Linked DNA regions of Homo sapiens: regions 2, 3 and 4 are each linked to region 1. The links are chromatin loops, found by intact Hi-C in ENCODE. Cell type or tissue: endothelial cell of umbilical vein. All regions are shown on one strand. Region 1 holds the start of CLDN10-AS1 (CLDN10 antisense RNA 1). Region 2 overlaps DZIP1 (DAZ interacting zinc finger protein 1). Region 3 has its middle 16 kb from the start of DZIP1. Region 4 overlaps UGGT2 (UDP-glucose glycoprotein glucosyltransferase 2).

Region 1 (8,000 bases):
TCATCAACATTTAAAACTTCTGCTCATCAAAAGATGCCTTTGAGAAAATAGGCAAGCCATACACTGAGAGAACATATTCACTAAGAATGTATCTGATAACAGCCTGGTATAGAAACAGCTCTTACAAAAACAAAGAAACAACTCAATAGAAAAGGAGCAAAAAATTTGGACAGGCACTTCACAAAAGAAGGTATTTGAATGGGCAATAAGCACATGAAAAAGTGCTCAGCATCATGAAGTTATCAGGGAAATAAAAATTAAAATCACAATAAGATATCATTGAATACCTACAAGAATGGCTAAAACAAGAGACTGATAACATCTAACGTTGGCAAGAATGTAGAGTACCTGCAAGTTTCACACATGGTTAGTGGGAATATAAAATAGTACACTTTGAAAAATGGTGAGGTAATTTCTTATAAAACTAAACATACACTTACCCTCCCACCCAGTAATTCTGATCCTAGATATTTACCCATGATAACATGTTCACAAAAAAACTTGTACAAGAATGTTCATAGCAGCTTTATTTGCCCAAAACTGGGAATAGCTCACATGTTAATCTGCAGAAAAATGGATAAACAAACTGTGATAGCTTCAGATACTGGAACTCAATTCAGCAAAAAAAAAAAAAAAAAAAAAAGAAGACATGAACTGCTTATATGTGCAACAACATAGATGAGTCTTAAAACATACTGAAAGAAGCCTTATACAAAAGAGTACATGCTGTTTGATTGTATCTAGATAAAGTTCTAGAATAGATAAAACTAGTCTACTGTGGAAAACACAAGAAAAACGGGGGGAGTGGGATCGACTGGGAAGGAGTATGAGAGAACTTTCTAGAAAGATAGTGTTTGTTTCATTTACACAGATGTATGCATTTGTCAAAAGTTAGTGAATGTACACTTAAGATTTATAAATTTCATTGTATGTAATTTTTACATCAAAAGAAAAACTAAATATTAATATCTAGCTAGTGATATGCTTGCTGAAGGATTTAGGAGAAATTGTACTGAGGCCTGCAATTTATTTTTAAATATTCCAAAAAAAAAAAAAAGATTGATAGAGGGAGGGAGAGGGGGAAGAAGAGAGACAGAGCGAGAGAGCAAAGCAAATAAAATGTTTATGGTAGAATGTAGGTGTTGGGTATGATATATGGGGTGTTTACTGTAAAATTCAACATTGCTATATATTTTATAAAGTTTTATGAGAAAATGTTGGGGAAAACAAAAGTAGATTTTTAGAAGAAAGAACCAGTTTTCAATAATCTTTAGATATAACACTCCCCTAATACATTTCACAGAATTGTTTTCCAATGGGACTATTTGATAATAAATAACTAATTTGTTCAATCCATTAAAAAATAAATCACGCTGGTATCTTGAGTCTCTTCTAGTAATTGTACAGGTATAAGAAGGTGGAGGGGAAAACCTGTAGGTCAAATAAATTAGGAAGTATTTATTGAGCTTTTACTATCTGCCTACCCGGTGAGATACAGAGACATCCAAGACTTAGTTAGATCTTACCTGCAGGGGCCACACTCTCACTTGGCAGCCATGAAGAATGAAGCAAAGGTCAGGCCTGCGGGCAATGCAGGGTAAGGATAAGGACCCACATGCTCAGCAGTACCTTCAAGGCCCCAACCCTGCTTCTCCCCTCCACTCTGATCTTCTCTCTTTCTCCCACCACAGGTCCCTCTACCCAGACTCTACCCAGAGCTCTGTCTGCCAGGCTCTCCTCCCCGGCACCAGGCTTGAGTATTCCGCCTCACTCACCAAGCCTCAGCCCCCGCCCATTTCCTCAGGGACATGCTCCCTGACCCAGAGCAGAGATCACGTTCTTTGTTATACAGTTTCAGAGTACAGTAGTCCTTTATTAGAGAGCATTTGATTCAGTTTATAATTACATGGTCACTGAGGGATCGTTTGGGTAATGTGTGTCTCCCCTACTAGATTTTCAGCTCCATGAGAAAAAGAATTGTATTTCCTTTTTAATTCTCATTATATCCCCAGCAATTTAGCAGCATCTGCTATGTAGAAGGTTACATATGAAAACACACAGAAAGCATTGGGTGTCTTTTTTTTCCTTCAAATAGGAAAGAAAAAGAAGAAGAAAACATGGTTATAACCATATGAAGCTACTGCCAGGACGATATGTTAATAAAATAAATTTAAGAAAAGATTTGTTAAAATCAAAAGAGGAAAAATATTTGTAGAATTATAAAATCTTATGTGGTAAGGGATATTGTGGGTCATCTGGTCCACCTAAGCTTAACTATACTCCTGTCAAATGTATGAATATCTTTAGTAAATATCTTTTGTTATTTTACATTTTTAAAAATAACTTTTTATATCAAACCGTTAAAAATTCAAAAAAAAATCAATTCTCCATCTTCAGAAACTGATTGTTATATAAAGAATTTAGTATAATGCATGATTCACAGTGATAGTTATAATAACTACTACTAGTAGGAGTATTACCAGGAAACCTCTAAGTTGTAGTGCATCATTTTGATAAGAACATGTGTTTTGGATCATTTAAAAAAAGGGGATTAAATTATAACTCTGCCTCTAAATGGCAATACATCTTTGAGCAATTTTCCTAATATCTCCAAACTTCAGGGTTTTTTTTCTCCTGGCATTCAATAAACGGTAGCCAATCATGGTTATAATATAACAACAACAGTGAGGATGAATAAGAATCTGTGTTTATTCTCAAAGCGCTCACAGCTCAGCAGGGACATGGATACAAACTCCAATTCTGCGCAGTAAATGCAACAATGGAAGCACGCCACCAAGAATGAGAGAGTGACTCTCAGGCCTGGTCTATTGGGGGAGGAAAGAGTTTTTTTAAAAAGTAATTAAAAGGAATTCTCCAGGCTAATTAAGCAAAAAAGGCATCCTGGGTGGAAGAACACTGCCATGCATGCTTGCTATGATCCAGCAGAGTATTCCAAGGTGCAGCATGGCAGGTGATGGGCTGAAGATCCTAGGATACCTTTTGTGTCATGATAAGATACACAGATTTCATTCTGCAAGTAATGAGGAGCCCGTGAAGGGTTTTAAAGGGGTAAAGAAACAATCAGGCTTATCTTTTAGGAAAATCAGCTGGGGAGTCATATTAGAAGGGGTGAGCCCTGGGGCAGGAAGACCAGTCAGGCTAGTGGATGGAAGAGGTGATGAGGGTCTAAACTGGGAAGAGTAGTGTGGGCCTGGAGAGGTGAGAATGACTCATGGCAGTTCAGAAAGAGTGTCAACAAGATTGAGTGATGAGGAGTACAGAGGGAAGAGCGCCATCCAAGATGACTCAGGAACACTCATAACTTGCTTGGCAGACTGAGTGGGTAGACAAACAAATATGGTTCATGGTTCAGTGGAGAAAATACAGAAGGGAGCTGCGGGGGAGGTGGGGGTGAGAGGTTTAGTTGTAGACATAATTGAGGTCTCCATACCTGCGAGCCACCAGGAGAAAGGAGAAGATGTCCCATAGGCACATGGGACATCAGAAGAACTGATTCTGGGTCAGGGAATCCCATTATGGAGCCACCAGTTGGTTCAGGGAAAGACTGTGATGTGAAAAGGGGTAAGTGCCAAGTACAGAATGCTGGAGATACCAGCCCATGAGGAGACATGGAGACGAATCGTGGAACAGGCAGAGAAATCTAGGCAAGAATGGGGCTATGGAAGCCGAAAGAATAAAGTATTTCACAAAGAAGGAACTGAGCAACTATGAAAAAGGTGCAGAGAAAACAAACAAGATAAAGAATGGGGACTGTTCACTAAGTCAGGTAGCACAAAACCACTTGTCACTTTTGCCTATGGTGTTTCAGTGGAAAGGGAAAGGTAGGAAAGATGGCAGTGGATGGAGAAGTAGATGGGTGGTGGACAGAGAGACTGTGATACTGTAATAGACAAGTCTATTGAGATGGTCAGTTAAAGAAGAAAAATGAAGAATATGTTTTAAATGTCTCTCAAGATATCTTTAAATACATTTGTGTATTTTCCTAAATTTGAAAAAAAAAAAAGTCCTTAATATCTGCTTCATCTAAGCAGAAAGATCACCTGAGGTCAGGAGTTCAAGACCAACCTAGTCACATGGTGAAACTCCATCTCTACTAAAAATACAAAAATTAGCTAGCATGGTGACATACACCTGCAATCCCAGCTCCTCTGGAGGCTGAGGCAAGAGAATCGCTTGAACCCAGGAGGTGGAGGTTGCAGTAAGCCGAGATCACGCCACTGCACTCCAGCCCAGGCGACAGAGCAAGACTCTGTCTCAAAAAAAGAAAAAAGAAAAATCATCCAAGGGACAATTTATCCTTAACCATACAAAACTTACAGCCTCAAGAGGAAGATGAGCTTTGGCTACTGTTTTCTAGAGAAAATTGGTCCTAAAAATCATTACTTTGTAATGATTGTCACAATTTCTCAACACATCTTGATTAAAAGAAAACGATAGATTCCTAATTCAAGGCGCTTCATAGTGCCATCTATGCGTTGCAGTTACAAAATCTTCACCTTCTAGTTCTGTTAATACTGGCTTTGCAATGTCCTCACACCTGTTCTTTCTCGTCCTTTCCCACGGTCCTTACAATAAAACTGTTTATTTTTTAAAAACTGCATGCCTTTTTAAAAAAAAGTTCATATTGAAATGTCTTAACAATCTTTATCCAAAAGAGGGCGCAAATTTCTCATGAAATATAGTGCGGTATTTTACAAAATGTCTTTGCTGCTAGTGGTATTTAAATTTCACAGCTGCTGTAAGTTAATGCAGAAACACTATTCCTGCAGCATGTGCATGTGAATCCTGTCCTGTTGTGTGTGTGCTAATTAAGAGCCTTTTGCTTCTTTAGAAGAGTTTCAGAGCAGAGCTAAGGCTTGCTGAAGTAAAGAAGTAAGTTGAAGCTAACATTTTTTCTATTCTGGGTAGCCATATCAAATTAAGATAGAATATTTTAAAATTAAACATTAAGTGGGGGAAAAGAAAACCTCTCTGTTTACAATCTTCTAATTTTAGGATGTATTTCCATTCTACCACAGATTAAAGAATGCCTAATGAAGTTAATATAGTTCAGACTTTGTGTGGGGTTGGTTAATAGCTAATCAGTTTTGGGGGGGTTGTTGGTTATTTGTTTTGTTGCCAGAGCTGGAAACATTCATAATTCAATGAATACCCAGTATGCACGGCTCTTCTTGCGTACAGGAGGCAGTATGAATTGCGAACAGAGGGGATCAAGTGAATTCTGGTCTCAGCTATTACTGTAGCTTGAGTCCCACCATAATTTGTGTACGTTTTCTGATGGGGATGATATGCCAAAAAGGTGCTGAAGTAGAATTGGGTGTCATAAATATGAACTATGCAAATGGAAGGAAGTGCAAAGACGAAACCATTTTTTCAATGGTAGTAATATACCACAAGTTTCCCTTACTTAACAGAAATTCATTTAACCAAATTCTTTACTTGAAATATATAAATTAGGGTACCACTTCACTCCACAGAATGGCATTTCCAAATTTGAAGTCCTGTGCTTATTCTTGCTTCTGTAACTGGCTTGAATTCCAAATTCCAGGTTTTCCATCATAACTACCTGCCTGGTAATTTGCTGGGGTGCGGTAGCCATGAACACTCACCCACGAGTAACAAACACTCACCGGGGTAATTTGGATTGGCTTCCAGCCCCTAAAAGTGAAACCAATTATAAGTAGAGAATCCCTGAAACTTTATCTGCCAATTGATAAGCACTGGTGGCTATCAACTAGAACCCAAAACTACATCCTTCAGTGGCAACATACAAACAGCACTAAATGAGGGCAAATGCAGAGCTAAATTCATAGCCCTTTTTATGCACCAGTCTAAAACAACGTTGCCAAGAAGATCTGCAGAAATTTTTGGTAGAGAACCAACATGACAACAAGAGCCAAGCATTATTTCCAGCTTTCATTTGATTACAAATCTGTGACCCATTGACAAACTGTTTATTTCTTTTTTTTTTTTTTTTTTTTTTTTTTTTGAGACATGCAATGGCACAATCTTGGCTCACTGCAACCTCTGCTTCCTGGGTTGAGGCGATTCTCCTGCCTCAGCCTCCAGAGTAGCTGGCACCTTACAGGCGCCCACCACCACGCCTGGCTAGTTTTTTTGTATTTTTTGTAGAGACAGGGTTTCACTATATTGGCCAGGCTGGTCTTGAACCCCTGACCTCATGATCCACCCACCTTGGACTCCCAAAGTGCTGAGATTACAGGCATGAGCCACCACACCCAGCCAACAAACTGTTTCTATGAATTACCAACAAGCATTCATACCTCCTCTCCATATGTGATGATAGAGTGATATCAATTGATTCATCATATTGATTTCCTCTTGTCAGTGGCCAAACCTGCCTTCATCACGCACCCCATGCAGCTGCAAGGTCAATGTGTGTGTTCGCTCTGAAATCCTCACGCTGCATCTTGGCCAGCTTCCTCCTTTCCTGACCATAAGATCTGATCTCTTCTTCTATAGGGTAGAGCCTGGATCACATTTTCTTTTCTGAATTTCTGAGGCCATGACTCCTCCTCTTCCTCTGCCTATTGCTATAGCCAACACCGTTGTCCTGCTGTACCCGCTTATGGCAACAACCCTAATGCCTTAGATTCCATTCCTGTAGACTCCACAGAGAAGGCGATTTTTAAGTACTCAAGTTGTTTGATAATGCTGAACTTTGTAACATTTCTCTCTTTTTTTGAGATGGAGTCTCGCTCTGTCGCTCAGGCTGGAGTGCAGTGGCACAATCTCGGCTCACTGCAACCACCGCCTCCTGGGTTCAAGTGATTCTCTGGCCTCAGCCTCCCGAGTAGCTGGGTTTACAGGCACCCGCCATCATACCTGGCTAATTTTTGTATTTTTGTAGAGATGGGGTTTCACCATGTTGGCCAGGCTGCCCTTGAACTCCCGACCTCAGGTGATCCACCCACCTTGGCCTCCCAAAGTGCTGGGATTACAGGCGTGAGCCACCGTGCCCAGCTGAACTTTGTTACATTTCTAAAACATTTTATTGCTCTCCAAGAATAGAAACCAGATCAAATGTTTGAGGATAGCAATGTAAAAGTAGAGGGTACAAAGGAACCAAAGTCACTGGACTCTTAAAACAACACAGAAGAAAAAGTGAGGATGCTGGCATTACAATTGGATTGTGAATCTGTTTTCACCTTCAGTATTTATATTGAGACATGTGGGAATACAGTATTGTTTCAATATGCCTTCTCTCAAATGATCATTTTTTAGTTGGTACATGACTAAGAGGTTTGCTATATTCATTGGAGTAACATTCACGTTCTGAATTAATTTGCTTAGAAGATGAATCTGACTTTATAATAAAAATTTTAAAGGAGTCAATTAGAAAAGAGCAGCTGGAAGAAAGTTGTTGCATTATTTAAGGGCTTGAATAATATACAAAGGTAAGTTAGTAATAAAAAGTTAATTACAAGATGGCTTTATTTCTTATTGAAACTGTATTTTCTACCTTTCCAGAATATTGTCCTGAGAACACTTACATATTCCTTTTTTTTAGAAAAACTGTGGAATGAAGAAGGCACTCATTATTTTCAGCTCCCATAGTTATAATTCTGTTTCTATAGAAATTTGCAACATCCCATAGAGTACAGTATTTTATTCAGCTTTCAAAAGATAATCTTGACCCTTTAACACATGTTTACTTTTGGCTGGGCAAGGTGGCTCACGCCTGTAATATCAGCACTTTGGGAGGTCGAGGTGGGCAGATCACCTAAAGTCAGGAGTTCAAGACCAGCCTGGGCAACATGGTGAAGCCCCTTCTCTGCCAAAAATATAAAAATTAGCCTGACGTGGCCAGGCGCGGTGGCTCACGCCTGTAATTCCAGCACTTTGGGAGGCCGAGGTGGGTGGATCACCTGAGGTCAGGAGTTCAAGACCAGCCTGGCCAATATGATGAAATCCCGTCTCTACTAAAAATACAAAAATTAGCCGGGCATGGTGGTGCA
Region 2 (8,000 bases), 68 kb after region 1:
CACCTGCATGGATGCATTTCACGACCTAGTTCTGGGGCTGGAGAATGCCCTAGCCCCACAGCTGGGCAGATGAGGAAGGACTCTTCCCAATCTCACCCCAGAATGGCAACCGCACTCAGGGGAGATGAGGTCTTTGGGTGACTATTCCCAGAGAAATGTTATATGCATACACAAGGAAGCCTGCCAGCAGCAGGTATAAAACCAAGCCCTATCCTACCAACTGAAGGAAATTTCCTTCATGGTGAAGGTCAGGTTTTAGGTGAAGGTTTAATGATGGTGGTCAGGCATTAGATATGGGATGAAATGCAACCAGCAAAGTTGGTGCATGGTTCACTCACCTTCATCTTGGAGACTGATACAGTGCACTTCCCCCCACCAGCTCTCCACTTTTACCTCCAAGGGGGAGGTCATTTCATTCTACCACCAGACCTGGGAGTGGGTGATGAGCCAGGGTAAAAATGGCCAACAGTTACCGAGTGCTCACCAGGAGGCTGGGCAGGGATCCACATGTGTGGTATCTCAGATTTAATGCTTCTTACTTTAAAGGGTCTGGTTTTTTATTCATTAAAGTATTTCTAGTACTCTATTTCAGATAGACAAATGATAGAGAGAGAGAGAGATGATAGAGATAGATAGATAGATGATAGATAGATAGATAGATAGATAGATAGATAGATAGATAGACAGACAGACAGACAGACAGGCTTAGGTATATATAAATAGGTTCTTACAGCTTAGCCAGCAACCTAGTCAATGTATGTAACATTGGCTGTATGGGAGAAACGCATCTTAAACTACTTTCAAGTTAACTTCTGGAATACAGCCTATGACTGAGTAAAATCACCTAACTGCTGAAGTGTGGACATAGCCATGAAGAAGCATTTAAGTCCAGCAGGTACCACAACTGCTGACCACCAAAAATATGCTTTTCAAATTTGTTATAGAGCATCAAGATTTTTAAAAATTATACAAATAGGCTATATTACTAGTTTGAACTGCTGAAAACAGATTTAAGGAGGATAACTAATTTCAGATTTTAAAAAGTCACACTGTATTTTATTTACTTGTGATCAAAATAAGGTCACAAGGAAACTTTTAATAAAACTTTCATGAAATAATCTCACACATATTTATTATTTTATAACAGGGATACTCCTATGACTTATTTCTCTAGAGTCAGGATAAACTGCCAGGTTCTGATGTGTTTCCCTCTGTGTACAGAGGAAGAGTTCTGGTAGAAGGGGAGACTCCTGAACGTGGCTCCCATAACAAGGGCTGGGGAAGTGAGGCTGGCCAAACCCCAGCTCCCAAAACAAGCAGGCTGATGTCCCACATCAGGAGGGAAGGACCTGCCCTGCTTGTGCTTTGTAAGCCACCAGTCTAGACTTCAAACGTCCCAGATCCTGTCCTGAGCTGAGATGCAGGGTGACAGTCAAAACACTCAGAGGTCTGAGTCTCCCATGAACTTGTGGGAGGCTTTCAAAAAAATCCTTGTCAGTTTCCTGCCATTGTCTCCAGAAGAAAGGATCTTGGTCCTCTAACTAGCCCTGCCCTTTTGCCCCTAGCTGACTTTGGCTGGACTTCATCGTGCCTACCTTAGAAGCCAACACTGGCCAGAGCTTACTCAGTGGCTTGTACCTTTCTGGACCATCACAAAGGCCACTGCAGTAGCCACAGCTGTTCTCTGCACTTGGCAGGCAAAGCCCCTAAGCCCACAGCTTAGGGGTGGGCTGTGAATCCGGACTGCCTGCTTCCAAAGTCTGGGGACTTGTCCACAAAGTGATGATGCCTGCCTACTGGCACTCACTGGGCTTGTCTTTCTGACTTCTCCAAATGCCACCGCTGTCCACCCATTATCAGAGTTCACTGTGCTCTGACTTTCCTTGGTCCTGGCCCTGGTCCCCAGTCACCTGCTCAGCCTTTCTGCCAACTCCACCAAACCGCTGGTCTGTCCACTCTTTCTCCAGTCTCATCACCACAAAGCAGACTCCCGGGGAGGAATCTCAAGTGTAGGATCACCCACACCCACAACTGGTCTCCCCATCTCAGATGGGGAGCTTTGGAGACGCTCTGGTCAGGCCAAGCCTCCCATAGCCCAGCTCTCCAATTCTGCACACCCAGCCTCAGGAACACTCAGCGGCTACAAACTGCCCCAAGAACGACCCTGGACAGCTGCAGCCTGGCACTCAACAGCTGCCATGAACGCCCTCAACCAACCTCACTTCCCTCACATCTCCTCTTCTCTATGCATGGCCAAGTAATTACTCTAAACTGCTAATTCACATCTAGTGCTTTCCTGCCACCTTTTCCTTCTTACTGTTTGCTTTGCCTAGGATGCCATCCCGACATATTCACCTCCTACTCGGCTCAAATGGCCAAATGTCAGCTACGCCAGGAAGTCTTCCCAGAGTCTCCCAAATGGAGGAAATCTCTCCCCTGCCTGGATACCCATTTCATTTCTCAGTGGCTCTCACCTTGCACCATAATTATAAGCATGTGGTCTCCTTTATAAGCTGTAAGTTCCGTGGGGACAGGCTTCGTTTCTGATTCATTTCTATATCTCTGTCATGCAGGAGTGGTCCACAGTTGTCATTACCCAGTGGTCAGTGAAGGAAGGAAGGCAAGAGTGGCGGAACACCGCTGGAGAAACAGATAACTACATGTGGCATGTTAACTCCTGTCAAAGACATGTTCACTGAAGACTCTCCTGAGCTTTTCCAGGATGTATGTCCAGGAGATCCTGTTGGCACATCCAAACATTTCCCCTTGTGACTGCACATAAGCATGGTCACCTGACAGGGATCAGGCCCACTCTCCTTTAGAGGGTGGAATCCCACTGAACTGAGACTTCCTTTCAACAGTCCCCATCCCACTTCTGCAACACTATTTGGGCCAGTGGTGTCCAGAGGGGGAAGCCATCTTTCTTTCCATCAAGAGACACAATACACCAGAAGTCTAGAGCATACCACCTGTCATGTATTGGACAATAAACTATTGCTTGTGTTAATTTTCAGTATTTCAAGATGTAGAATACTTGCTTTGAGAACAAAACATAATAATAATTGTAAAGTCTAATAAAAATGTTTCTAAGTGGGAGCGGTGGGCTCACACCTGTGGTCCTAGCACTTTGGAAGGCTGAGGTGGGAGGATCATTTGAGTCCAGGTGTTTGAAACCAGCCTGGGCAACATAATGAAATGCCGTCTATATAATAAATCAAAAAATTAGTCAGGTATGGTGGTGCACCCCTGCAGTCTCAACTACGTGGGAGGATCACTTGAGCCCAGAAAGTTGAGGCTGCAGTGAGCTATGATCATATCACCACATTCCAGCCTGGGCGACAGAGAAATGCCCAGTCTCAAAAAAAAAAAAAAAAAAAAAAAAAAAAAGAGTTTCCAGTTTTTGTGGTCCTCACTGTAGCTATATACAATTAAAGTCATGCATACATAAGCCCCTCACAATTTATAGACCAAATTAAAGGAGGGCTTTACATGTAGATAGAACCTAGCAGGTGCCCACAGACTTTGGGAAAAGCGGTTATTTTGCATCCTCACTGCACTCGTCGCTCTAAAAGTGGGCCACATTATCAGCCCAGGCAACCTAAGCAATTGGTGTATGGGTCAGTTTAACAGCAACAAAGTATACTTTATTTTCTGGGCATCCTAATACCACCATTTAGTCACTACTCCATGAGCAAAGAGCAAAGTGGTCTCCAGTGGTGAAAATACTACAAAAATTTATTTGAGGTTTGTCCAGAAAAAAAATGCATACTGGGGATGGGAATCAAGCATGATTGTTTATCTTCTCCAGAACCCGTGTTTCATCCTATCAACTGCCTTAGGATCAGAACCTACTGCCTGTACCGTTTAGCTTGTGTAGCAGAGTTGAAAGCAGGGAGCCATCAGGGTTCCCATTTTACCTAGATCCTCCCAGGACAAACGTGCTGGCAATGTTGGCTCCTAGCAGCTCACAGTGGAGTCCCTTCCAGGCTGCTTTAGCTCACCCTCTCTTTGGGGCAGCCCCCATCAGATGACAAATCAGTGCAAGGGGCAATGGCCCACCCCTGCCTCAGTGGAGGACAAGCCAGAGCACTCATCCCAGCTCTGCAGCTCTGAAGCAGGGCTGGCTGAGGCCTCCACTGTGGCTGCGTCTAGGTTCAACGTTCCCTTCGCCCAACCCTGCTTCTCTCACAGGTGCTGTCCAAGGGCACCCCCACCTCCCACCTGTAAACTTCCGCATCAGTCTGTTTCCCAGGGGACCCGACCTACAATGGTAAGAAATTGTGAGATTTTTCATGGTAAAGAACCTCATCAAGCTTCGAGATGGAACAAAGGACAGAGAGTGAACAGGCGAATAAACATTACGCAATCCATGACTAACCTGCCCTGCCCCTGCCGCCCTGGGGAAGCTGGCCTGACGGGGTGGGGGACGTTGGCGGGCCCTGGCCAAGTCTCTTCCTAGCTCCTGCCCACTGAGATGCTCACAAATAAGCTTTGATCCCCATCCAAGGGCTGTAGGCCCTGTGCCAGGTCTGGCTGGCATTTAAAACTAGCATTTCAATCCCAGCAGATGCCAGGAAGGGGGCATGACTGATTCATGCAGCTCTGGGCTAGTGAGGGTAGGGTCCCCATGAACACATGCTTTAGAAATGATCGATTTGTCCGGACCCTTGAATCAACCCCAGACAGCTTTAATGTACCTACCAGGGTGTCCTTTAGTTAGCAACAAAAATATATGACAAAGAAACTAGGAACCTTGTGTGATGTCATACAGAAAGCTAACAATAACAAAGTGGAGGGGTGGGGAAGTAAAAGAAACTAAAATACACTGTTGAAGTACAAAAGAGAAATGGCCAGCAATGCTTTACAAAGGGACGCAACAGAGAGATTTTAGACCTGACATAAAATAATATGAATACAGAATGATTGCTAGATACTTTTCTTATATATTCAATATTAAAGCAAATTTATTTATGTCCAGTGTGCTTTTATCTGTTACTGGTCTAAAGGAAAAAACTGCATGCTCTGAACACTTGTAAATAAGAAGATCAATATGTGGAGAATTTACACATTACGTATTGTGATCACATACTCAAGACAACTGACCCACCTGAAATGATCTTCGGGAAAAAAATAAGGTGCAATAAACACTTCAAGAGTCAGTGATGAGTAAAAAGGATTATTACTAAAGTTCATGGTATACAGATCACAATATCTATGAAGACAAAAAGTGCCACCATACTGACCAGTTAGATCATGGATTTAAGTGTAATCTTTTTAAAAGACCAAAAATGAAAGAGTGAAATAATCCTTGGATTCCAGAGCAACTGTATGTGAGACTGGAAAAAGATGGCCCTTCTCCCGTCTTAATTCATTTGTAATATCCAACAGAGCACAGGAAAACATCACATTAAAGAACATACTATAAAAACTGTAAGCACTTTAACTGTATAAAAAGTGAAATACGGCTACAAATATTCAGCCCATCTATTGGATCATGTTAATAACAATTATCACCCTTTTGATCTGGTCCAAGAACTGAACCCTGGTAATGATTTCACCCAGTGGTTCCTACCTATTTCCTTTAGTTTCCATCACATGTCTTTTCTAGATTTTCCCAACCAGTCATTCAAACTGTTTGTTTAGAAAAGGTGACTTGCTGCCACATTGAAAGTTATAAAAACAACCACATACGCCCTGTGGCATGTGCTGGTTGGCTGGTCTGGTAGCAGGTCACCCTCATTCTTACCCAACACCTACTACTTTCCACAAAAATCATAAATAATCAAGACACTACCCAAAGTTAAAATCTCTACTTGTGAGTCTGGCAACCTTTTATACCTATATACACCTTTTATACTTTAAGACTTTGGGAGGTATGTCCAGTTTACAACAATATTACACATGAAGACTGCAGTTTTAATAACTGTTTTGCAATCACTAAAATGTTTCCTGTTTTATTATTAATTACCTCCACATAATCACTTTTGGTTAATAAGTTATCCAACTCAGGGTGGCAACTGCACATAAAACGCTGAGACTATTACTGAAACTTACCATGCACCATTGGCAGACTTGATTTAGTTTCCAAAGTGTGCAGGGCTGGGGCATTCACTGAAACAGCATAAAAAGGAAAAACTCAGAGGTTCCATAATTAAAGCATAAGCATCCGAACATGATGGTAGCCAAATATGCCGCAAACTAGTCAAGATACATACAGACCATAAGGAACAAATATTTCAAGTGACAAAGATATTACACAACTAACATAAACTTATATTCATAACAGCTTTATGGAGATATGTTCCCCTTTTAAAAATATACAATTCAGTGGGTTTTTAGCATATTCACAGGGCTGTGCAAACACAACCACTGTCTAATTCTCGAACATTTGCTTCATCACCTCCCTCAAAATACCCATGCCCCATACCCATCACACCTCATTTCTGCCCCTTCCCTATCCCCAGACAACAATTAATCTACTATCCATCTCTATGAATTTGCCTATTCTTGACATTTCATATAGTAAATGCAATCATACAGTATGTGGTCCCTTGCGTCTGGTTTTGCTCACTTAGCACAGTGTTATCAAGGTTCATCCATGCTGTAGCATGTATATAAATATCAGTATGTATTTTTATGGGCAAATAACATTCTGTGTTATAAACTGACCACATTTTATTTACCTTTTCATTAGGTGATGGACATATAAGTTGTTTCCACTGTTTAGCTGTTATGAATAATGCTGCAATGAACATTCATGCAAAATAAACCAGTTTTAAAAAGTACTCTAATCACTGGGCTGGAAGACATTATGTGAAGGTATTAATTTAGGCACAGCCTGTGGAAAGAGGTTTACCTAACTTAAGTAAGACTCAATCCTCTCTAATTTAAATTTCTACAGAAAATTAGATTCCACGGCCTTCTTCCAATATTTGACAATTCTTATCTGAAAGTCCTCTCTGGACTATTTATTTATCCAGTTTGTTTTCACTAAACAGTATGGTCTATTAGTTTACCGCTTCTTTCTTTTATCAAGACAGACTTTTAATTCTAATCTTACCCTAAAAAATACTGGCCACAAACCTCAGCTACTTTTTTATTTTATTTTTTTTTAAAAAACACAGTTTTACTCCCGTCGCCCAGGGTGGAGTGCAGTGGCATGATCTCAGCTCACTACAACCTTTGCCTCCTGGGCTCAAGCAACTCTCCTGCCTCAGCCTCCTGAGTAACTGGGACTACAGGCATGCGGCACCATGCTCAGCTAATTTTTGTATTTTTAGTAGAGACAGGGTTTCACCATGTTGGCTAGGCTGGTCTCAAACTGGTGACCTCAAGTGATCCACCTGCCTTGGTCTCCCAAAGTGCTAGGATTACAGGCATGAGCCACCATACCCGGCCATCAGCTACTTCTATAGGTATGCATTTTTTATCTTCACAATGGCTTCTAGTGAAAGTGTTCAATTCCTATTTGTAAATTGCTAACAAACTCTGGAAATACTGCCTTTGTACCCATTTGCAACTTGTATAATCTAGATCAAGTTTTGGCAAACTATAGCCCATGAGACATACCCAGTCCACTGCCTGTTTTTATTGGAATACAGCCAAGCTCCTTCACTTACGTGTTGTCTATGGCTGATTTTGCACTACAATGGCAGAGGTGAGTAGTTGCAAAATAGATCATCTAGCCTGTGAAGCCTAATGTAAATCACTGTCTGACTTTTTACAAGAAAAAAAAAAATACAGAATACTAACTATTCCTGATCTAGATATTTTTCCAGCTTACAGAATCAAAAGATCTGATGCTATTAAAATTGATCACAATTTGGTCTTTTCTCTAAACTACAGAATTCATTCCCTTATTATGAAAGGGTAGTAAATCAGTAAATGACTGACTAGTGTCTAAATCACCAAGGGTATAGACAGGTGGAATCAACAGGTTTGACCATATCTGCTTTATATTAGACATTACAAATCTTCATTTTACTGGCTATAGGTCTGAT
Region 3 (8,000 bases), 120 kb after region 1:
GGCCCATATCTTTTGCCTCTTGGAACCAAAGTGTCTGAGTAGCTTCTGTCACCAACCAGCACATATCATCGTTCTTGTTGCAAACACGGTATTTGGGTTTTGCACCACAGGATATGTCTCTAATCTTGGAGGAGTATCTTGCCACATTTTTTTGAGGTGTGCAGTAGCAGGCATTCTCTTCTGATTCCTCTACTGTTTGTCATCCCTCCTATTTACTTTGGGATTTGAGTTTCAACACTTTCCTATATTTTGTAATTTGCTTTCCCCCTTTTCATTATATTGTTGCTTTGGGTAATTTCCAAGAAAGAAAGTGAGAAATGCTGACTTTGAGACAGAATAGGATGAGGCTCAGCCCACATCCCCACTAACACATTTTTCTTTTCCATATCTGCCGACTACCAGACTTTGCACCACCACCTCCACTGGCATTATAACCTCTGACTGGGAGATCTTGAAGAAACTAAGATAAGCAGCATTCCACCATAAATCTTACTCAAGACACTTAACCCTATCCATGGCATGCACACAAGACCAGAAAAATGACTGATCCTCATTATAATACTAAAATCTCTGCCCAAGGAGGGGCTTATCCACCATTTTTTTGATCATGCAATGTATGTACTAACATGATTTCTCACTGTGCCTGCACACCCTGCATGCTTAACCCTGCACATGCAATGACGTTCACATACCTCATGCTTATTCATGTCACCCTTCTTAAAGCACCAAAAAGACCTGCCCTCGGGGAGCCCCTCGGAGAATTTCTTCTTCCTGTACTGTATCTCTTGTGCTGGAGCATAAGCCCCAATAAAGCCTTGTCAGGGAAACTTTCTCAGCCTCATGCTAGTTTCTATTAAATGACAGTTTATGAACCTGTGGGCAGTGACAACTTGACACAGCCATCCTCAAAATAGAAATTTGGATAAATACCATTTACCAAGTTAAAGTAGTTTCCTTCCACCTTTTGCTGAGATTTCTTTCTTTTAAACATGAATGAGTGCTGTATTTGATCTAAGGCTGTATCGAATCTGTTGGAATGATTATTTTTTCATCTACTTGTTAATTTGATATGTTTCATTAAAAGGTGTTTTGATATCAATCTATCCTTGTATTCCTGGATAACGTCTTCTTGGTTATCTTCATCCTCTTTTTCGCTGCTGAGTTTGATTTGGAAATATTCTATTTAAGATTACTTTATTCGCATAATTTGGTGAAAATTTTTCTTTTTTTTCAGTTGTAGCATCAAACTTTATAACATGAGTTGGTGAGATTTTCCTCTTTTTTAAAATTCTCTGAAATACATTATATAAGATAGGGCTTACAAATCCGTCTGGGCCAAGTGGTTTTTTAAATAATATGTATAATTACTCATTTTTTAAAATAGCTATTGGTTTATCCAGGCACTCTATTTTTCTTTTCCTCTCCATTTTAAAATTTATCGGCATAAAGACATTTAATGTCTTATAAATTAAAACATCTCTACCATATTTGTAGCTGTATACCCCTTTTAAATTCTAATATATGCCTTTTCTCTTTTTTAAGCTTGCTACATTTTTGTCTATTTTATTTTATTTTTTGAGACAGAGTCTCGTTCTGTCGTCCAGGCTGGAGTGCAGTGGCAATAGTCTCGTTCTGTCATCCAGGCTGGAGTACAGTGGCAATATCTTGGCTCACTGCAACCTCCACCTCCAGGGTTCAAGGGATTCTCCTGCCTCAGCCTCCCAAGTAGCTGGGACTACAGGCGGGTGCCACCAAGCCCTGCTAAATTTTTCTATTTTTAGTAAAGACACGGTCTCACCATGTTGGCCAGGCTGGTCTCGAACTCTTGGCCTCAGGTATCTGCCCGCTTCAGCCTCCCAAAGTGCTGGGATTACAGGCGTGAATCACTGCACCTGGCCATTTTTGTCTATTTTATAATTTCTGTCAGTAACTAGCTTTTTGGTTTAGTTGCTTCATATCTAGCTTTCATGGTTTAGATGCTTCATATCTTCCTACCCCCAATCAGTAATTTCTGCTCGTTTTTTATTATTTATTCCCTTCTGCTTTTTCACTCTTGTTCTGTAGTGTTTCTAGCATCTTGAGATGAATTCATAATTTGTTTGTTTTCCTCCTTCTTCCTTATTTTGGTTTTTAAATGAAAGCATTTAAGGCTCTGAGTTTTCCTCTATGTACTGCTTTGGATGCATTCTACAAATTATGATAATGCAGCATCTTCATTATCATCTAGTTTTGCATAATTTGGGATTTTTGGGAGAATTATGTCTTTGTTATGAGTAATTTAGAAATACATTATTTATTTGAGACAGTCTCACTCTGTCACCCAGGCTGGAGTGCAGTGACATGACATCGGCTCACTACAACCTCTGCCTCCCAGGTTCAAGTGATTCTCCTGCCTCAGTCTCCTGAGTAGCTGGAATTACAGGCATGTGCCACTATGCCCAGCTAATTTTTGTATTTTTAGTAGAGACAGGATTTCGTCATCTTGGCCAGGCTTGTCTCAAACTCCTGACCTCAGGTGATCCACCCACCTCGGCCTCCCAAAGTGCTGGGATTACAGGCTTGAGCTGCCACACTTGGCCAGAAATACATTTTTACTTTCCATACTTTGTCTTGGAAGAATTTGATTATTGTTGACTTCCAATTTATGCATTATGGTCAAAGAAGATAGAACATATAATAACCATTCTTAGAATTTTGTAAAAATTCTCTGTGAACTAGTATTTGGTAGATTTTGTAAGTGTTCCATAAGTACTGGAAAAAAAAATGTTTCCTATTTCCTAGGCAGATGATTATCATCTCTCTTTCCTTATCTACACATATAACTGTTAGATAAAGTATTAGAGAAACTTATTAAATTTTGGTTCAAATTTTCTAGGACTCTCTAAGGATATTCTAATTCTTACTAACATTTTTGTATGAACTTGGTCTAAAGAGTTTTTAATAGTGGTATGTTAAAAACAAATGTCTTCCAATTATTCTCTCACTTTGTGTTTTAGCATTTATCCCAACAATTAGGTTCTTTTAAATATTTTTTCTGAATTTTAGGGACTAACTTTTTAAATTTCCAAGATTATTTACTAATTATTGCAGTGGGTAGAATAGTATTTTCCCCTTCTCTCATTCATGTCCACCCAGAACATCAGTATGTGGCTTTATCTGGAAATAGGGCCTTTGTAGATGTACTCAGTTAAGGACTGTGAGGAGATCATACTGCATTAGGTAGGCCCTAAATCTAGTGACTGGTATTCTTATCAGAAAAAGAGAGAACACACAGACAGACACATTAGGAAGAACATCATGCAAAGATGGAAAAAGAGATTAGAGTGATGCAGCTACAAGCTAAAGAATGCCAAGGATTGTCAGGAACCACCTGAAACTAGGAAGAGACAATGAAGGGTTTTCTTTTTCCAGAGCCTATCAGTATCTTGATTTTGGACTTCTAGTTTCCAGAACTATGAGACAATAAATTTATCTAAACTCTGTTTGTGGTAATTTACTATGGCAGCCCTAGGATGTTAATTATTTTTTACATCTACCTGTTCTTAGTGTGTTTATACAGGCTTTGTTCCATACTTCTTTCTTGTATTTACAGATGTTATTTCTTTATCTATGTCTGTCAGCATCCTTAGTCTATATAATTAATTTCATCTTAGTGAGTTCAGGTTCAACTGGTTTGCTGCCTGTCTTTCTTAGCATTAGCATTCTTGATATGTTTTGAAATGTTATTTTGCAGTATCATTTTGAGTTGAAAGGTATGTTTTTGTTTATTTTCATTTTTGTTTTCCCACTTTTCTTTCTCTCTGTACTCACTCTTTCCTATCTTATAATGGTGCTTCCAGGCTGATACTACAGAACCAGTCAAGAGCAGGTTGATTCCCCCTTCCTAGGTTTCTACAATTCCATGTAAACAAGCAGCCATAATACGGCTGTGCTGGTGATGGTGTCAAGCAGAAAGGAGAACATAATTACTTTTGGTGCCTTTCTAGATCTAAGTCATAGGCCAGCTTTCCCGGGGCTTCTGCTTGCACGAGACTAACGTGTTTTGTTGTTGTTGTTGTTGTTGTTTGTTTGTTTCTGTTTCTAGTCTATAGAAATATTTATCTTGGCTTAGACTCTAGCTAGGTCCTTTTGTTTGTTTTCTCATTTTAGTTGACATATTGCTATGAATTTGTAATAGAGGTCCAACAAGCGAATCTTTTGTGCCCTCTTGCCAGTTGATCCTTCCAGAGCCTAAATAGCTGTCAAAAATATTTTAGGCTATACTTTTATAATTAACTGAATGAAGATAAGCTGATAAAATAAAGCATTATTTACTCCACTAGGAAAAGCAGCATAATCCCTGGAGAAATCTGATTTATCAGTATCCTTTATTTAGTTTTTTCCATAACAGCATATAAAACTTTAATGATATTTTCCTCTAGTTTTAGTATCTGTTTTCAGTATGGTTTGTTACACTTAAAACATGAAGAAATGGAGTCACCAATTTAAGAGAAAATTTACGTGCTAAAGTTAGGTTAAGTGGTATGGTAGTGAAATAAATTTTGTTTTCTGATTTCTGGATTAGCTTCTAGCTGTTTAGCAATTTACAACAAAGTGGTCTTTTCTATTAAAATTTATTTTTTGTATATTTTCTATGTTCTCAAAACTATGCATTTCATTATGGTATTATTATTTTAAGAACAAGGAAACAAAATCTATAGCATTTGAATTACATGATTCAGTAATTTCATGAAATTAACTATGACATTCCTATTTTTAAAACTATCTGTTTAGGTTTCTCCTAATCCAAAAGCAGAATTGGCCTTCAGTGACCCCTGGTGGTTATAGATATGCATTTTGCATTGTCTATGTTCTTTTTTTTTTTTTTTTTTTTTTTTTACTTTTGTGCTGTAGCTATAGAAATAGCTTGAACAAGAGGTCTGGAGTCATTGCTCTGGCTGGGACTAGATGGATAATCCTTAAAAGTGAGCTCCAATATTCTCTGGATTATATTGCATTTCCACTTCTCAAAGACTTTTCTCAAAGTTATTGTCTTCATACTGCAACACTAAGGTTCCCTATTGATCATTGCCATTGTCAAATATACTATCTAATCTCTTACCATTAAAAAATTTAAAAAAAAAACCTTTTCTTGACCTTCACCCTTCCCTGAGTAGAGCCCCACTGCTTGCTGCCTTTCAGGCAATACTCTTTTAAATAACAAACAACAACAACAACACAACTTTATTACTTTATTATGAAAATTTGCCAACACACAGTTATCACTATTTTGCTATTTTCTACTACAATTTTTAAAATTTTATGGTAAAAATAGAAAAAATTTACTATATTAACCAATTTTGAATGTACAGTTGTTAAAAATACTTCTTGAGTTGTATTTGCTGTGTGCAATTTATCACCTCTCATTTAGTCTTCTATCAACTCTTATTTGACTTTTCTTCTCAGTCCTCCCCTAAAACTGCTCTATCGAGGTCACCGACCCAGAGGTCAATGCTTAATTCTCATCTTACTCAGTCTTACTCAGTGATATGGTTTGGATCTGTGTCCCCACCCAAATCTCACGTCGAATTGTAATCCCCAGTGTTGGAAGCAGGCTCTGGTGGGAGGTGATTGGATCATGGGAGTGGGTTTCTCCCATAGGAAGTAGTTTAGCACCATCCTCCTAGCGCTGTACTCATGATAGAGTTCTCACAAGATCTGGTTGTTTAAAAGTGTGTAGCACTTCCCCCCCTCCCTATTCCTCCTGCTCTGACCATGTGAAGTGCTGGCTCCCCCTTTGCCTTCCACCATGATTGCAAGTTTCCTGAGATCTCCCCAAAAGCCGAGAAGATGCCAGCATCATGCTTCCTGTACAGCCTGTGAAGCCATGTGATATGGTTTGGCTCTGTGTCCCAACCAAATCTCATCTTATAGCTCCCATAATTCCCACATGTTGTGGGAGGGACCCAGTGGGAGATGACTGAATCATGGAGGCGGGTCTTTTCGGTGCCGTCCCTGTGATAGTGAAAGGGTCTCAGGAGATCTGATGGTTTTAAAAATGGGAGTTTCTCAGCACAACCTCTCTTCTTGCCTGCCGCCATCCACATAAGATGTGACTTGCTCCTCCTTGCCTTTCACCTTCTGTCATGATTGTGAGGCCTCCCCAGCCACGTGAAACTGTAAGTCTTCTTTTGTAAATTGCCCAGTCTTGAGTATGTCTTTATCAGCAGTGTGAAAATGGACTAATACACCATGAGTCAATTAAACTTGTTTTGTACATAAATTAGCCAGTCTAAGGTATTTCTTTATAGCTATGCAAGAACGGACTAACACACTCATTCACTCCTCCTTCTTGAACTGCTTTCTTCTTATATTCTATGGTGCTGCACTCTCCTGGTTTCCCTGCTACATTTTGGCCAACTCTGCAGTCTCCTCCTCCCTCAGTATACTTTCAAATGTGTGATATCTCAGGGCTCTGTCCTGGGCATTCTTCACACATTCTCTTCCAGCAATCTCATCCAATCACATGACTCCCAACTTCATAGTTCCAGCCCATTCTGTTCTCTGAACTCCACACTCAAAAATCCAGTTGTCAGCCGGGTGCGGTGTCTCACACCTGTAATCCTAGCACTTTGGGAGGCCGAGGTGGGTGGATTGCCTGAACTCAGGAGTTTGAGACCAGCCTGGGCAACATAGTGAAACCCCGCCTCTACTAAAATACAAAAAATTAGCCAGGCGTGGTGGTGTGCACCTGTAATCCCAGCTATTGGGGAGGCTGAGGTAAGAGAATTGCTGGAACCCTGGCAGAGGTTGCAGTGAGCTGAGATTGCGCCCCTGCACTCCAGCCTGGGTGACAGAGCGAGACTCATCTCCATTAAAAAAAAAAAAAAAAGATGAAAAAGAAGAAAGAGAAAGAAAGAAAGACAAAAAAATCCAGTTGTCTTTTTGACATATCTACTTTGATATCCAAGAGGCATTTCAAGTATAACATGACTAAAAAGGAACTTAATTTTCATCCTCCAAAAGAGCTCCTCTGTCCTTCTTTACACCTCCTCATGTCAGGAAATGACACCAGTTAGTTACTTGGACCAAATCTAGGAATTATTTCTGATTCCTCACTTGTTCCCACCCCCATCTATCCCATTTATTACCATCATAATACATACCAAATCTGTTTGCTTCTCTCCACTTCCATCTCTGCTGTTACCACCACATAATTTGAGACATCATCATCTTTTACCCTAACTCCTAACTGGGCACACTGCAATAGCCCCCTAACTCCTAACTGGGCACACTGCTTATCCTTCTACAATCCATTTTTCATACAGCAGCCAGAATGATACCTTTAAAACTAAATCTGATATACCCACAAAAACTTAAAATTAAAAAAACCTGGCCTTATATTCCTGTGATAAATCCCACTTGATCCTGAGGTGTTATCATTTTAATGTATTGCTGGGTTTGATTTGATAATATTTGTTAAGGATTTTTGAAAATAGGTTCATGAGGTATAGTGATCTGTAGTTTTCTTGTAATGTCCTTGACTGGTTTTAGTATTGAGGTAATACTGAACTCATAAAATAAGTTGGCAAACAATTTATCTTCTGCTTATGGAAAAGTTTATGTAGGATTTGTATCCATTCTTCCTTAAAAGTATATGTTGGATTTGTATTAATTCTTCCTAAATAAAAATGTTAGAATTTTCCATTGCAATAAACTGGGCCTGCAGTTTTCTTTGTTAGGAAAAAAAGGAAAAAAAAAACAACCCTAAATCTGTTAGCCCTTTGCTTAAAACTCTCTGGTGGCTTCCCATTTTCAATAGAATAAGATTAAAACCCCCTTTTAACAGCTTTAAAGGCACTACACGATCTGGTTGCTGCCTACCTCCTGACATCATGTTACACAACTGTCCCCAGATTACATTGTAAAACTCTATTCCTAAACCACACTTAAGTTTGTTTCTATTTCAAAGACTTTGCATTTGTGATTTAGGTCTCCAACCTTTTTGGCACCAGGAATCA
Region 4 (8,000 bases), 440 kb after region 1:
ACAGGATTTCTTTTTTATGACTAAATAATATTCCATTGTGTCTATGTACCAAATTTCCTTTATCCACCCATCCATTAATGGACACCTAGCTTGAATCCATATTTTAGCTATTGTGAATAGTGTTTTAATAAACATGGCAGTGCAGATATCTCTTTGATATACTAATTTCCTTACTTTTGGGTATATATCCAGCAGTGGGATTCCTGGATCATATGGTAATTCTATTTTTCATTTTTTTTGTGAACCTCTATACTACTGTTTTCCATTGTGGCTTTACTAATGTACATTCCCACCAACAGTGCACAAGGGTTCCCCTTTCTCTGTATCCTTCCCAGAATCTGTTATTTTTTTTGTTTTAGAAAAAAGCCATTTTCCATACTGTCCAAAGTAATTTATGGATTCAATGCTATTCCCATCAAGCTACCATCAACTTTCTTCACAGAATTAGAAAAAACTACTTTAAATTTCATATGGAACCAGAAAAGAGCCCGTATAGCCAAGACAATCCAAAGCAAAAACAACATAGCTGGAGGCATCACGCTGACTTCAAACTATACTACAAGGCTACAGTAACTAAAACCGCATGGTACTGGTACCAAAACAGATACATAGATCAAAGGAAGAAAACAGAGGTCTCAGAAACAACACCACACATCTACAACCATCTGATCTTCGACAAACCTGACAAAAACAAGCAATGAGGAAAGGATTCCCTATTTAATAAATGGTGCTAGGAAAACTGGCTAGCCATATGCAGAAAACAGAAACTGGACCCCTTCCTTACACCTTATACAAAAACTAACTCAAGATAGATTAAAGACTTACATGTAAAACCTAAAACCATAAAAATCCTAGAAGAAAACTTAGGCAATATCATTCAGGACACAGGCATGGGCAAAGACTTCATGACTAAAATACCAAAAAGCAATTCCAACAAAAGCCAAAATTGACTAATGGGATCTAATCAAACTACAGAGCTTCTGCACAGCAAAAGAAACTATCATCAGAGTGAACAGGCAACCTACAGAATGGGAGAAAGTCTTTGCAATCTACCCATCTGACAAAGGTCTAATATCCAGAATCTACAAGGAACTTAAACAAATTTACAAGAAAAAACAAACAACTCCATCAGAAAGTGGGCGAAGGATATGAACAGACACTTCTCAAAAGAGGACATCTATGCAGCCAACAAACATAAGAAAAAAAGTTCATTATCACTAGAGAAATGCAAATCAAAACCACAATGAGATACCATCTCATGCCAGTTAGAATGGTGATCATTAAAAAGTCAGGAAACAACAGATGCTGGAGAGGATGTGGAGAAACAGGAATGCTTTTACACTATTGATGGGAATTTAAATTAGTTAAACCATTGTAGAAGACAGTGTCGATTCCTCAAGAATCTAGAACCAGAAATACCATTTGACCCAGCAGTCCCATTAGTGGGTATATACCCAAAGGATTATAAATCATTCTACCATAAAGACAAATGCACACGTATGTTTATTGCAGCATTATTTACAACAGCAAAGACTTGGAACCAACCCAAATGCTCATCAATGATAGACTGGATAAAGAAAATGTGGCACATGTACACCATGGAATACTATGCAGTCATAGAAAAGAATGAGTTCATGTCCTTTGCAGGGACATGGATGAAGCTAGAAGCCATCATTCTCAGCAAACTAACATAGGAACAGAAAGTGAAACACTGCATGTTCTCACTCATAAGTGGGAGATGAACAATGAGAACACATGGACACATGTGGCCTGCCAGGGGGTAGGGGGCAAGGGGAGAGAGAGCATTAGGACAAATACCTAAAGTATGCAGGGCTCAAAACCTAGATGATGGGTTGATAGGGGCAGCAAACCACCATGGCACAAGTGTACCTACGTAACAAACCCGCATGTTCTGCATATGTATCCCAGAACTTAAAGTAAAATTAAAATTAAAAAAAGAGCAAACTTACAAAAAAGAAAAAAGTCATTTTAACACGTGAGACACTATCTCATTGTGGTTTTGATTTGCATTTCCCTGACGATTAGTGATGGTGAGCATCACTGTTGGCCATCTGTATGCCTTCTTTTGAGAAATGCCTATTCAAATTTTTTGCCTATTTTAAAATTAGATTATTCATTGTTTTGCTGTTGTTTGAGCTCCTTATATATTCTGGTTATCAATCCCTTGACTGTTGAATAATCTGAAAATACTCTGTCCCATTCTGTAGATTTTCTCTTCACTTTGTTGACTGCTTCCTTCTCTGTACAGAACATTTTTATCTTGATATGATCCCATTTGTCCAAATTGCTTTGGTTGCCTGTGCTTTTCAGTTCTTACTCAAGAAATTTTTGCATAGACCAATGTCCTAAAGCATTTCCCCAATGTTTTCTTCTAGCAGTTTCACAGTTTCAGGTCTCACATTTAAGTCTTTAACCCCTATTGATTTGATTTTCGTATATGGTGAGAGATGGGGGTCTAGTTTCATTCTTTACGATTAAAATTTGAAGTCAAATCAGATATAAATCTTAATAGAAATGTTGTCATTTTCAGAATAAGGAATAAGACAAGATAAGACTTAAAAAGTATGATTTACAGATGTAGTTTTGAGAGATGATGTTCTAATATAGGTAATGTCTCCAGAACTCTGTATAATTCTCACACAAAGTAGTTAGAAATAATTAGAAGCAACATCAACTTTTATTTGGGTAAGGTGCAATCCTTTATTTGAATATCTGCATTTTAGTTAATTCAAGTATCTGCATTTGGTTCATTAAGCAATTATGTAATTGAAATTATTTGTTCCACTCTGCTGAATCATAAAAAGTTACCTGACCACCTGATCATATCCTCATTTTATTTTGAAGCAAATAAAAAATGTCATGGACTATAACAATTCTTGCAATAAACAACAAAGACGTATGTTGGGTTGACAATTTAAAATCACCAAAAGCAGATTCTGGCCACTCACAGCAAATTAACAACAATTATGAACTTCCAAAGGAAATTTGCTGTACTTTGGAGTTAAAGCAGTTGTCTCCTAAATAAAACCAAACTCAAATTCAGTTATACAACTTGAGCATAGTCATAGTTTTTGAATAATCTTTGCTTGAGTCCCAAGTCAAAAACTATATAAAAAGCTACACTAGAAGAATTATGCCAATCCTGGCACCCTTCACCCGTTTCATCCCTGGCTCTTATAGGCAAAATTTTCTCCCAAAGTTTCTTCTCCATCCTCTAGTATTTCTTCATGCAAAAACTAGAATAGGTAAATATATATTCTCATTTCCCCTGGTCTCTTACGCAAAAAAAAAAAAAATACAGACTTGCTTACAGAATGCCCTGCCAACTTTTTGAAATCTTTCTTTCTCAGTTTAATTCTGATCTGTATTCTTCTTATTATGAGTAAGGAAAGATTGTTATTATGTATTTAAAGACCTTAAATTAAAAAGGACAGCAGAGTTAGCAGACAGCCCAGAGTGGGAGAAAATCTTCACAATCTACACATCCGAAAAAGGACTAATATCCAGAATCTACACAGAACTCAAATCAGCAAGAAAAAAAAATCCCATCAAAAAGTGGGCTAAGAACATGAATTAGACAATTCTCAAAAGAAGATATACAAGTGGGCAACAAGCATATGGAAAAATGCTCAACATCACTAAGTATCAGAGAAATGCAAATCAAAACCACAATGCAATACCACCTCACTCCTACAAGAATGGGTATAATTTAAAAAACCAAAAAGTAACAGATGTTGGCACGGATGTGGTGAAAAGGGAACACTTTTACAATGTTGGTGGGAATGTAAACTAGTACAATCACTATGGAAAACAATGTGGAGATTCGTAAAAGCAGATCTACCATTTGATCTAGCAATCCCACTACTAGGTAACTGCCCAGAGGGGTGGGGGGGAAGTCATTATATGAAAAAGATACTTGCATATGCATGTTTATAGCAGAACAATATGCAATTGCAAAAATATGGAATCAGCCCAAATACCCTATACATACCACGGAATACTACTCAGCCATAAAAAGGAATGAAATGGCATTTGTGCAACCTGGATGGAATCGAAGACTATCATTCTAACTGAAGTAACTCAGGAATGGAAAACCAAACATCATATGTTCTCACTCATATGTGGGAGCTAAGCTTTGAGGATGCAAAGACATAAGAATGATACATTGGACTTTGGGGACTCGGGGGAAAGGGCGGGGGGTGGCAAGAGATCAAAGACTACACATTGGGTACCAGGTACACTGTTCAGGTGATGGGTGCACCAAAATCTCAGAAATCACCACTAAATAACTTATTGATGTAACTAAACACCATCTGTTCCCAAAAAACCTACTGAAATTAAAACAAACAACTGATCAAAGTAGATGGTTTGGGTTTGGCTTGGTTTTTAACTAAAGCCTTTGCGCCCTCTAGTGGGAAGATGGAGCAGCCCAGCATCCACAGTGTGTGCTCTTCAGAGCTGGATGTCGCTTTGGAATCAAGATTCTTGGGAGGCCAAGGCGGGGCAGATTACCTGAGGTCAGGAGTTCGTGACCAGCCTGGCCAACATGGCGAAACCCTGTCTCTACTAAAAATACAAAAATTAGCCGGGTGTGGTGGCGTGTACCTGTAATCCCAGCTACCCAAGGAGGCTGAGGCAGGAGAATTGCTGGAACCCGGGAGGCAGAGGCTGCAGTGAGCCAAGATCATGCCACTGCACTCCAGCCTGGGTGACAGAGCAAGACTCCATCTCAAAGATTCTTCCTGTTTCCTTTTATATTTGTGGGCAGGATGTTTCTTTTATTTATGTATTTATTTTAAACTAAATGTTTCTTATCTCCTCTACTCGAAGGTCATATCCTCTTTATCTCCTTAAGTAAAGCCAGGAGCTCTGCAGTACCCCCAAGTGAGAAAAATTATGCTTAAGACACTTTTGTTGGCCGGGCGCGGTGGCTCACGCCTGTAATCCCAGCACTTTGGGAGGCAGAGGCGGGCGGATCATGAGGTCAGGAGATCGAGACCATCCTGGCTAACGCGGTGAAACCCCGCCTCTACTAAAAATACAAAAAATTAGCCGGGCGTGGTGGCGCGCGCCTGTGGTCCCGGCTACTCGGGAGGCTGAGGCAGGAGAATGGCGTGAACCCGGGAGGCGGAGCTTGCAGTGAGCCGAGGTCGCGCCACTGCACTCCAGCCTGGGCGACAGAGCGAGACTCCGTCTCAAAAAAAAAAAAAAAAAAAAAAAAAGACACTTTTGTTTTAGTTTAGTCCCAGACCCAGAGGAAAATCCTTCAAATTTCTTAAGTAAATCCTTAAAAAGTGTAATTTACACCAGAGCAATTGACCTGGTGTAAATAAACTGCAGCATGAGAAGAAGAAGAAAAAAAGACCATTATTACTTCTTTTTTCGGTGAACATTTTGTTTACATGTTTTGCAGGAAATGTACTTTTCGGTTTGTATGGATGAGATGCTGTAACAGAAACACATTTCCAGGGCTTTCTCGTGTCCAATCCGTGTGCAATGCAATTGCAATGAATAGTCCAAGATTTTCTTACCTTCTCATCACAACCACCCTCTTCCCCAAGGTTGGAACTTCAGTTTCTTTAATTACTTCTCCCACATCTCATGAGCTAGTGGGTAACATGGACTGCTAGTCCAAATACCCATTTAGCCTAGATTAGTTACATGAAAGACATTATCATCCTTGTCTTTCTCTTTTCAGTGTTCTCTGGAAGTAGTAGGTGATCAAGAAGACTATCTGCAGTGTCATGATTATTTAGTTTACTAAATTCAAGATTTCTTGCTCTGCAGTCAAAGCTCATTTCAAAACTCTTTCACTGCCAATTCCAAATGGCTGACAGGTAGATAAGGTGATGGCCATAGTGGCCCTGAGTAAGCTGGCATACTCAGGTTGCCAGCATGGTTCTGATATAGCAGTTAGGAAGAAATTATTTAGGCAGATAGTGAGTCCTCGGTAAGGTTTTCCTTTTAATGAAAAGCCGCCCCCAAATCATTTTATTTTCTAACAAAGAACAGCCTGTAAAATCGAGCTGCAGACACAGGCAAGCAAGCTAGAAGCTTGCATAGGTAAATGCTGGCATTGTGCCAGTAGGAACAGGTTACCTGGGACCAGGCATGTTCAAAACGGCAGCTCCATCTTCCCTTCTTTCCAGTCCACATGTACAGTAAGAAGCAGATAACATGGCAGCAGCCAAGTGGAAAGCCCATATGCATAATAGGGTGGAGTGGTCAGCCTTCCCCATGCATTATGTAAAACATCATACCTGCTCCAACCAATTTGTGGGCCCTATGTAAATCAGACACCGCCTCCTCAAGCCTATTTGTAAAATCCAGTGCACTCTGTAGGCAGCCCGAATTCCCATTCAGGTGCCCCTCTCTCTCATAAGAGAGAGAGAGCTGTTCTCCTTTCTCTTTCTTTTGCGTATTAAGCCTCCACTCCCAAACCCACTCCTTTGTGTGTCATAAGAAAACAATCCATTCTGCATGAAGAATGGTAAGAACAATTAGGAACATCATAGAATGGACCAATACCACAAATCCGTTTTGAAGGATACACAGGAATTTGTAAGGTGGTCAATGAGGCAAAGAATGTCCCAGGTAGGAATGATGTGTTGTGGTTCCTAACACCTGTTCTCCAATGAACTATGCATCTTTTTCTTCATTACCATCATTGTAGTTGTCATCAAAACAGCTGACATTTGTTGACAGCTCACTCTGTCTCAGTATGATGGGCACTGCTGGCTGGCTAAGTTAGCACCATACCCAGGCCACTTCTCCTTTGCTTCGTTATTAGAAAAGTAAACACTAGCTTTTCTAGCTTCCCGCGCAGCCTAAGGTGGCCACATGGCAAAATCCTCACCAATGAGATAGAAACCAGTCTGCTAAAATGTTCCAAGAAGGCTTTAGTGAGGATAAATGTGGTTGGTACCATCCACCCTGCCTCTTTTGGCTTTAAATACAGGTAAGAAGTGAGAAAAATGAACTCCTAGTGTTTAGGGCCCTGTGAGTCTGGTATGATACTACTTAAAGCCAAACCGGTCCTATGTAATAAAGCCAGGCAGTGGTGTAAGCACTTTACAAATATTAACACAACTAGAATTATTTGGGGTCTATGGATAATTTAAGATACCATTTGGCAGAATCTTATCAAACCACTGATAAATTGTATTCTATCTGCTATAGGATTCTACCGTTCCAGTGGTCTAACACTGACTCAGTCTTCACAAGCTTTTAAGCAAAACTAATTACAAGAAACAGAATAATTAACTCACAGCCTTTATTCTTTATCCTATGAAGAAAACCATACTACCTCGGAAGAAATTCTGGAATATACTGTGAAATAAGTAGAAGGTATGTCAGAAAAGATTGGCTGATTAAATGCTCATATAGTCCACAGTATAAAAATAGAAGAACCCAGACTGTTTTAATAATCAAAAAAGCACAAATTACTATTTCCTTTTTTGTATGAATATTGAAGATCCAAAGTCAGAAACAGTGATATTAGTTGGGTAAATGTTTTAAAAAAGGAATTCAAACAAACCTTTTGATTTTCCTTTATTTCTTCTCTCATATGTTGATTTACAGCAATTCTGGTTAGAGATCTGGAAAAATGAATACTAATATAATTGATCCTTCCTTAAATGTTTAGAACTGATCTATATAACCCAATGTAATCTAATACTTTGGATAAGAAGCTAAAAACTCCAAATCCTTTGTGACTGAAAAGTATACATTTCCATATGGCCTAATTTAGCTTTCATTTGACAAAAGTATTTGGTTCAAGTGGAATGGAGGTTCTCAAAATTTCATGTGTACTAGCTGTATGCAGTATGGATTGTCATCATTTACTATGACTTATTTTTTGAAAACACTTCATTGAAAAAGCTGTTTTGCGTTATTTTGCCCAATAGAGAAATTTTGTATGAAATTACCAATGTATAAGTACATGAATATACGTACATGAAGAATTTTTTAGTTAACCT

What was found. Hi-C counts contacts between places; a loop is a spot of excess contacts. Peaks named below come from ENCODE experiments on the same cell type or tissue, not always from the same donor. Only the 100,000 strongest peaks of a DNase experiment are listed, where the experiment ranks them.
Region 2: it touches region 1 in a loop (2.3-fold over the local background); 5 of 110 quality-filtered maps call a loop at or near these places.
Region 3: a loop joins it to region 1, with 10 times the contacts of the local background. A loop is called at or near these places in 33 of 110 quality-filtered maps.
Region 4: a loop joins it to region 1, with 2.3 times the contacts of the local background. A loop is called at or near these places in 2 of 110 quality-filtered maps.

The regions. Positions count from the first base shown.
Region 1 is chr13:95,532,172-95,540,171 of GRCh38, forward strand. It overlaps CLDN10-AS1 (CLDN10 antisense RNA 1), which reads right to left and starts at 1,739. Exons shown (of 4, transcript NR_046533.1): 1 at 1,527-1,739. It also overlaps a transcript of CLDN10 not described here. RefSeq lists an enhancer at 3,124-3,418. In endothelial cell of umbilical vein, no CTCF peak of the experiment used is centred here; DNase peaks (open chromatin) are centred at 1,810, 3,260 and 4,680; H3K27ac peaks cover 1,354 bases.
Region 2 is chr13:95,599,949-95,607,948 of GRCh38, forward strand. It overlaps DZIP1 (DAZ interacting zinc finger protein 1), which reads right to left. Exons shown (of 23, transcript NM_198968.4): 14 at 6,055-6,111. Among named protein-coding and RNA genes, the nearest start is that of DZIP1, 41 kb to the right of the region's middle. RefSeq lists an enhancer at 4,227-4,521. In endothelial cell of umbilical vein, no CTCF peak of the experiment used is centred here; DNase peaks (open chromatin) are centred at 1,493, 4,453 and 7,613; H3K27ac peaks cover 1,964 bases.
Region 3 is chr13:95,656,376-95,664,375 of GRCh38, forward strand. No RefSeq gene overlaps it. Among named protein-coding and RNA genes, the nearest start is that of DZIP1, 16 kb to the left of the region's middle. In endothelial cell of umbilical vein, a CTCF peak has its summit at 4,815 (motif pointing left); a DNase peak (open chromatin) is centred at 4,806; H3K27me3 peaks cover 743 bases.
Region 4 is chr13:95,976,246-95,984,245 of GRCh38, forward strand. UGGT2 (UDP-glucose glycoprotein glucosyltransferase 2) reads right to left here. Exons shown (of 39, transcript NM_020121.4): 10 at 7,559-7,619. Among named protein-coding and RNA genes, the nearest start is that of UGGT2, 73 kb to the right of the region's middle. In endothelial cell of umbilical vein, a CTCF peak has its summit at 4,452 (motif pointing left); a DNase peak (open chromatin) is centred at 4,426.